2 separate regions of the Homo sapiens genome follow, and region 1 is linked to region 2. A link is an interaction called in ENCODE POLR2A ChIA-PET data of the cell type or tissue named here. Cell type or tissue: PC-9. All regions are shown on one strand. Each heading gives the region's core, and the rest is flanking DNA. Links, peaks and the distances in the headings are about the cores only.

What was found. Peaks named below come from ENCODE experiments on the same cell type or tissue, not always from the same donor. Only the 100,000 strongest peaks of a DNase experiment are listed, where the experiment ranks them.
Region 1: POLR2A ChIA-PET joins it to region 2 with 5 read pairs; 4 of 35 experiments call an interaction of 5 or more read pairs at or near these places.

Annotation. Positions count from the first base shown.
Region 1 is chr15:39,597,904-39,600,744 of GRCh38, forward strand. THBS1 (thrombospondin 1) reads left to right here. Exons shown (of 22, transcript NM_003246.4): 22 at 1-1,563. FSIP1 (fibrous sheath interacting protein 1) reads right to left here. Exons shown (of 12, transcript NM_152597.5): 12 at 2,128-2,841. Among named protein-coding and RNA genes, the nearest start is that of THBS1-IT1, 13 kb to the left of the region's middle. In PC-9, for the core only: no CTCF peak of the experiment used is centred there; no DNase peak of the experiment used is centred there; H3K27ac peaks cover 428 bases.
Region 2 is chr15:39,533,475-39,536,394 of GRCh38, forward strand. No RefSeq gene overlaps it. Among named protein-coding and RNA genes, the nearest start is that of THBS1, 46 kb to the right of the region's middle. In PC-9, for the core only: no CTCF peak of the experiment used is centred there; no DNase peak of the experiment used is centred there.

The DNA.
Region 1 (2,841 bases), core at 1-2,500, 64 kb after region 2:
GACACTTCGGAAGTAAATGTGGATGAGGGAGGAGCTGTCCTTGCAATGTTGAGCCAAGCATTACAGATACCTCCTCTTGAAGAAGGAATAATAAGTTTAATCAAAAAAGAAGACTAAAAAATGTAAAATTTGGAAGGAATCCATAAATGCGTGTGTGTCTAAATACAAATTATCATGTGAAGAAAAGGCCCAAGTGTACCAATAAGCAGACCTTGATTTTTGGATGGGCTAATTATGAATGTGGAATACTGACCAGTTAATTTCCAGTTTTAATGAAAACAGATCAAAGAAGAAATTTTATGAGTAGGTTAAAGGTCTGGCTTTGAGGTCTATTAAACACTAGAAAGGACTGGCTGGGTGAGATAAAATCTTCCTTGTTGATTTTCACTCTCATTCTATAAATACTCATCTTTCTGAGTAGCCATGATCACATACAAATGTAAATTGCCAAATCATTTTATAGTACCAAGGTGAAGAAGCAGGAACTAGAAAGTGTTGATAATAGCTGTGGAGTTAGGAAAACTGATGTGAAGGAAATAATTCTTTGAAATGGCAAAGAATTAAATACCATCATTCATTATCAGAAGAGTTCAACGTTTGAAGTGCTGGGAGATAATTCTAATTCATTCTTGGATAGTGAAGCAAAACTGATTGAAAATACCAAGATAAGACAGAAAAAGTGACTGGAAAGAGGAGCTTTTCTTCCAGGCATGTTCCAGTTTCACCCTAAGACTGACCTTCAAATAATCAGGTTGTACTGAAATAAAGGACTTGTTAAAAATTAAAATTATGTCATCGAGATGATAGCTTTTTTCCTCCTCCAACAGTTTATTGTCATGTGTTGTGGGAGAGCTCGAGTGAAGAGCAATAAACTCCAGGTCTTATAAGAATGTACATACAATAAAGGTGGTGCCAGCAGTTTTTTTTTTTCTAAAGAGTCACATGTAGAAAAGCCTCCAGTATTAAGCTCCTGAATTCATTCCTTAAATAAATTGGCTCTCTCTCTCTTCTATAATTTCTTTTTCTTTTTATTTTTGAGATGAAGTCTTGCTCTGTCGCCCAGGCTGGAGTGCAGTGACACAATCTCGGCTCACTGCAACCTCTGCCTCCCCGGTTCAAGCAATTCTCCCTCCTGCCTCAGCCTCCCAAGTAGCTGGGACTACAAGCGCCCGCCACCAAGCCTGGCTAATTCTGTATTTTTAGTAAAGACGGGGTTTCACCTTGTTCCGGACAAACACTAAGCCCTAAAGGGAAATCCAAAATAAAAACATCTATTTTTAATAACACTTTCTATCTAAATCAGGGTGACTTTTTAAAAAAAATCCGGAAGCTTTTTGTTGAATTACGTTACAGACTTAGTTACCAGTCCTTGTTAGAGTTACCTTCAGTTGACATGCTGTGAATGGTCCCACCTCTTTTATGGCAGAATTCATTACTTAAAATAACTCTATTTTCTTCCCCCTTACCTAAATAACAGAAAGGCTCACTATGTCCCAAATATCATTGGCAGAAGCAAACTATAAAGTCATAAGCCCTTTGCAGTGCAAGTCTAGAAATAATTTTACTCTGTGTTTCTTTCTGTCTCCCTCTTCCCTCCCCTTTTTCCTTCCTACCCTCCCCTCCCCTCCCTCCTCCTTCTTTCTCTCTCTCTCTCTCTCTCTCATACATACAAACATCAAATACCAGAAAAGCATAGATTTAGAAAGCTGAACTCCTCTGAAACGCTGACGGACAACACTGGCCCCTCTCTGCCCCACAACAAATTCTCACCCATATCACCTTTGCCCTCTGATTCTTCCCACCCAAACCCTAAAACACAGAGTGTGCCTCATGGCATTCCTATGAGAATCTAAAATCACAACTTTTAACTTATACTTCCATCCCACAGCAAAACTCTTGGCATCAAGATAAATTATACGTAGCACATTGACATCAGCATGAACAATTGCTATTTTAAATGAACAAATAGTAAACTGAAATAGTGTCTGGAAAAAGAAACTGCCTATCAATACCTCTGAAAATAGTAGCTATAGAATTCCTCATTTTAAAAAGTCAAGGAAATTCCATATAAACAATCATTAATGTTATTCAGTATCAGTGGATGAACATGTGCCAGCAAAAACAATGTTATGTATACATCACTCAAATTTTATTAAAGGCAGCACAATAGCCCGCTCATTTTTTGATTCAGAAATAAACTGGACTTCCAATTCTAATGCCAACTCATCTTATGGAATGTCAACACAAAATTTTCTCATGAATCTAAGTTACTGACTTGTAACTAAACCATCTCTCTTCAAATAGTACCGCAGACTGTCTTTTAAAGTAGCTCATCTTTATTTGATGCAATCTAAAAGGCCCAAACTCTGAAAGAAAATAAGAAACTATTGTTAACTATTATTAACAAAGTAATATATCAAATAATTCACTCAAACTCCTACTTAAGAAACGTGTCATCACCAATAAGATAGTAAAGGCTCTTCTAATATTGCTTTGTTGAGACAATTCATTTCATCTTATGGCAGGTTGTACCAGTTTCACAGACATGAGACAAGTGGGAAGAAGGAAAAGCAGGGCCACAGCAAAAATTCCCAGTGACCACCATGATCTGTCTGAATCACAGTAGAGGTGAAACATACAAAATTGAATACAGGACAATCACAGCACTTCAACGAGTTTTACCCTAACACGTATACATTAAAATGTTGGTTTTTATAATGAATCCTAATACTGTAAGATTAGCAATAAATTTATAAACAATGGTCCCAGAAATTTTAATGAGCAAAAACCACTGAACAATTACACCCCAAGTCTCAAAAATATCAAGGAAATATAATCCAC
Region 2 (2,920 bases), core at 325-2,824:
TTGGGCCACAGGGTCCCTCTCATTTCTCAAAGAATAGGCTGCCTGACTAGGGTCTTCCCAGATTTTTGGACCCAAGTAGGCTTCATCTTTTATATGGAAAATTGGCTTATATTACAATCTGAGTAGTTTTATTTATTTATTGTAAAGAAAATTTGCCCCAAAGTGGGTATCTGAAGGAAATGAAAGAAATAGGAGATCTGTCCCCCAGTAATCTTTTTTAAAAGTACAGGTTCTCATCCACCAGGTACACCTGGGAGGAAGAAGGGGGGCAATGCCTCAGAGTGGTTGTATGACCTTCAGTGAGTCATCTCCCAGATCTGAGCCTTAGCTTCCCAATATGTAAAATAAGGGGACTCAGTTTCAATGATCTGTAAGGGGCACCTTCCTATTTAAGTGGTGTATGGTCCTACCTAAAGGCTGAGGCTTCAATTTGAAACACTTGGCAATAACTGTTACAATCCCAAAATCTGGTGACATAGTTCCTCCTGATTGGAACTTTGTCCGTATGTCCATCAACTAAGGAATGTGTAGAAAATTCCTGAGAGGATGTTAGGGGAGATAATACAGGCAGAACAGGGTATCATCAGCCCTGACTGGAGGTTGCTGATGCTCTTGTTTTGTTCCACTTCATGGAGCAGCAAAGACTAATGAATCTTTTGAGCCCATACCAATCAGGCTTTCACCACCACCCCTCCACCAAAATATGTCCTTTCCAAGGTCACCAACAACTTCACATTGTTAAAATAGTGGCAGAGCTTGCCCTTAGCTGACTACACCTCTCAGCAACATTCCTCAGGGTTGACCCCTCCTGCATCCTTGAAATACTGTCTTCCTCTGGCTTTCAGGACACCCCACATGCCTGATTGTCCACCTACTTCTCTCACCGCTCCTTCCTGGTCTTCTTTGTCTGTTTCTTCCCATCTCCCCAAATACTTAGTGTTACAGTGCCCCTGGTCTTTCAACCTCTTCTCTTTTCTCTCTTTATCTACTCCCCCTGGTGATTTCACCCATCTCATGGCTTTAAAACCACTAATGATTTCCATCATTACATCTCCAGCCCTGACCTCTCCCTGCTACAGGATGTCAAGTGAGCCTCAAATGACCAGAGATGTTTGAGATAAAGGAGCTTGTATTCCCAGTGCAAGACAGGGAAAAACCACCTTGAGGCTAGCCAGTTTTTAAAGCTTCCTTTGTAGAGGAGAATGAGTACTTACTGCTTACAAGACAAGCAGCATGTTTTTCAAAAGTCAAAAGAAAGCTTGTGAGGAACAAGGTAATACTCTCTAGATAGCTGGCCTTGTCTTATGCACATTCATTAATTCATTTTGTGCACAGAAATAACATGTCCATGAACCTGGGGGAACCACTCTTTTGAGAGACCTTGATCTTGGAGTTCCTCTGACTCAATATTAGGAGCAAGATAGAGTAAGACACCTATTTTTTTATGTTTGCCATTACATAAGAATGAATGAAACAAAGGCATAGTTCTGCATTGGTTAATAAAACAAAAAGCCCGCTAAAAGGCAATGTTATATATTCGGCAATCACATTTTGAAGACCAACTATATTCAAGACTCATGGCAGGTTCTGCATGCCACTGATGCATCTGCATGACCTTTCCAAGGCTATTTGTCACAGCAGCCCCGAAATCGTGGCCTCTAAGGGCCTAAGTGTTCTGGAGTAAATAGGCCAGGCCAGCACCTCTGAGAAATAGGGGCTCACCCCATCCTGAGCCACCTTCCCAGTCTCTGAGCAACCTCAGCATCAGTGGCCCTCTGACCGCATCAGCCTGTGGGTCCCTACTTGTCTGAACACATACAATTTTCTTTCTTTTAATTGGCAAGCTTTGAAAAACAAGTACATGAGTGAACACAGAGCAAAGAGTTTAGTCTGGGAGCTATTTCTCGTAAGTCTCTTTTGAGAAAGAGTTTCTAGCCCTTCCCCACTTTCATGAGATTAGAGAGATAAGAACAGGAACATGGAGGGAGGGGTCCACACTCTGGAAAACACTTTTGGATCTGATAACCACCCTAATGAAGCCCCAAAGCTATCGCCTTTGGATGGGTTTCTCAAACATGGAATTCTACCAGGATTTCTGTCAACAGGCCTCCTAATCCCCTCTCGCCTGCCAAGCCACATGCTACACAAAGGTGAAGAACAAGAAAGGCATTGAGACACGTGTTCTATCCAGCCAGGGGATGCACAATGTCTGCCCACGCAGGCTGCGTTATTATCAGCAGGAACTGACAGAGGGGTCTGTTCTCCCCTCTCCAGGCAGTGGAGGGGACGCTTCCCACCTCTGACCTGTGGCTGAGCCCAGCCCGAGCAGAAATCCCAGAAGAGGTCCCGGCCTTGCTCGCATCCTGCTTCCTGTGCTAAGACCTGGTCGGAATGAAAGATAGTAAAAGTTCTTTCACATTGGGAAGGCCTTTACAAAGCTTGCCTTTACTATTTTATAATCTCTACATTTTATTGTCCTTTTAAAATCACAAAAGCAAGCAGAAACATGAGGAGGCTGCTTTATTTGCTCTCCCATTCAACAACTGGGCTGCTGAGTTACCAGTTCCCCCTACTACTTGATTTGGAAATGGACACTAGAAATTTTTCCCACTTGTGACTGAAGCTGCAGAAACTTCAACCTGTTTTCAGTTACCCTGTTGTACCTAATAAGAGTCCATCCTCTTTTCAGTGGAAAGAAAGCCATGGACGAGGCATTGCAGGTCTAGTGTGGCTCTCAGACTCTCTGGGAGCAGCTGACGCACATTTAAGAACAGGGAGTCCCTGAAGGGTGGCTGAGGACAGATCACGAGACCAGAGGTGAGAGGCGCCCGACAGGGTTGGAGCCCTACTTTTGGGTGTGAGCAGTGGGGTCTGATGCACCACGGTGAAGGCATTCAGCAGCCAGGTCCTGAGTAGCAGA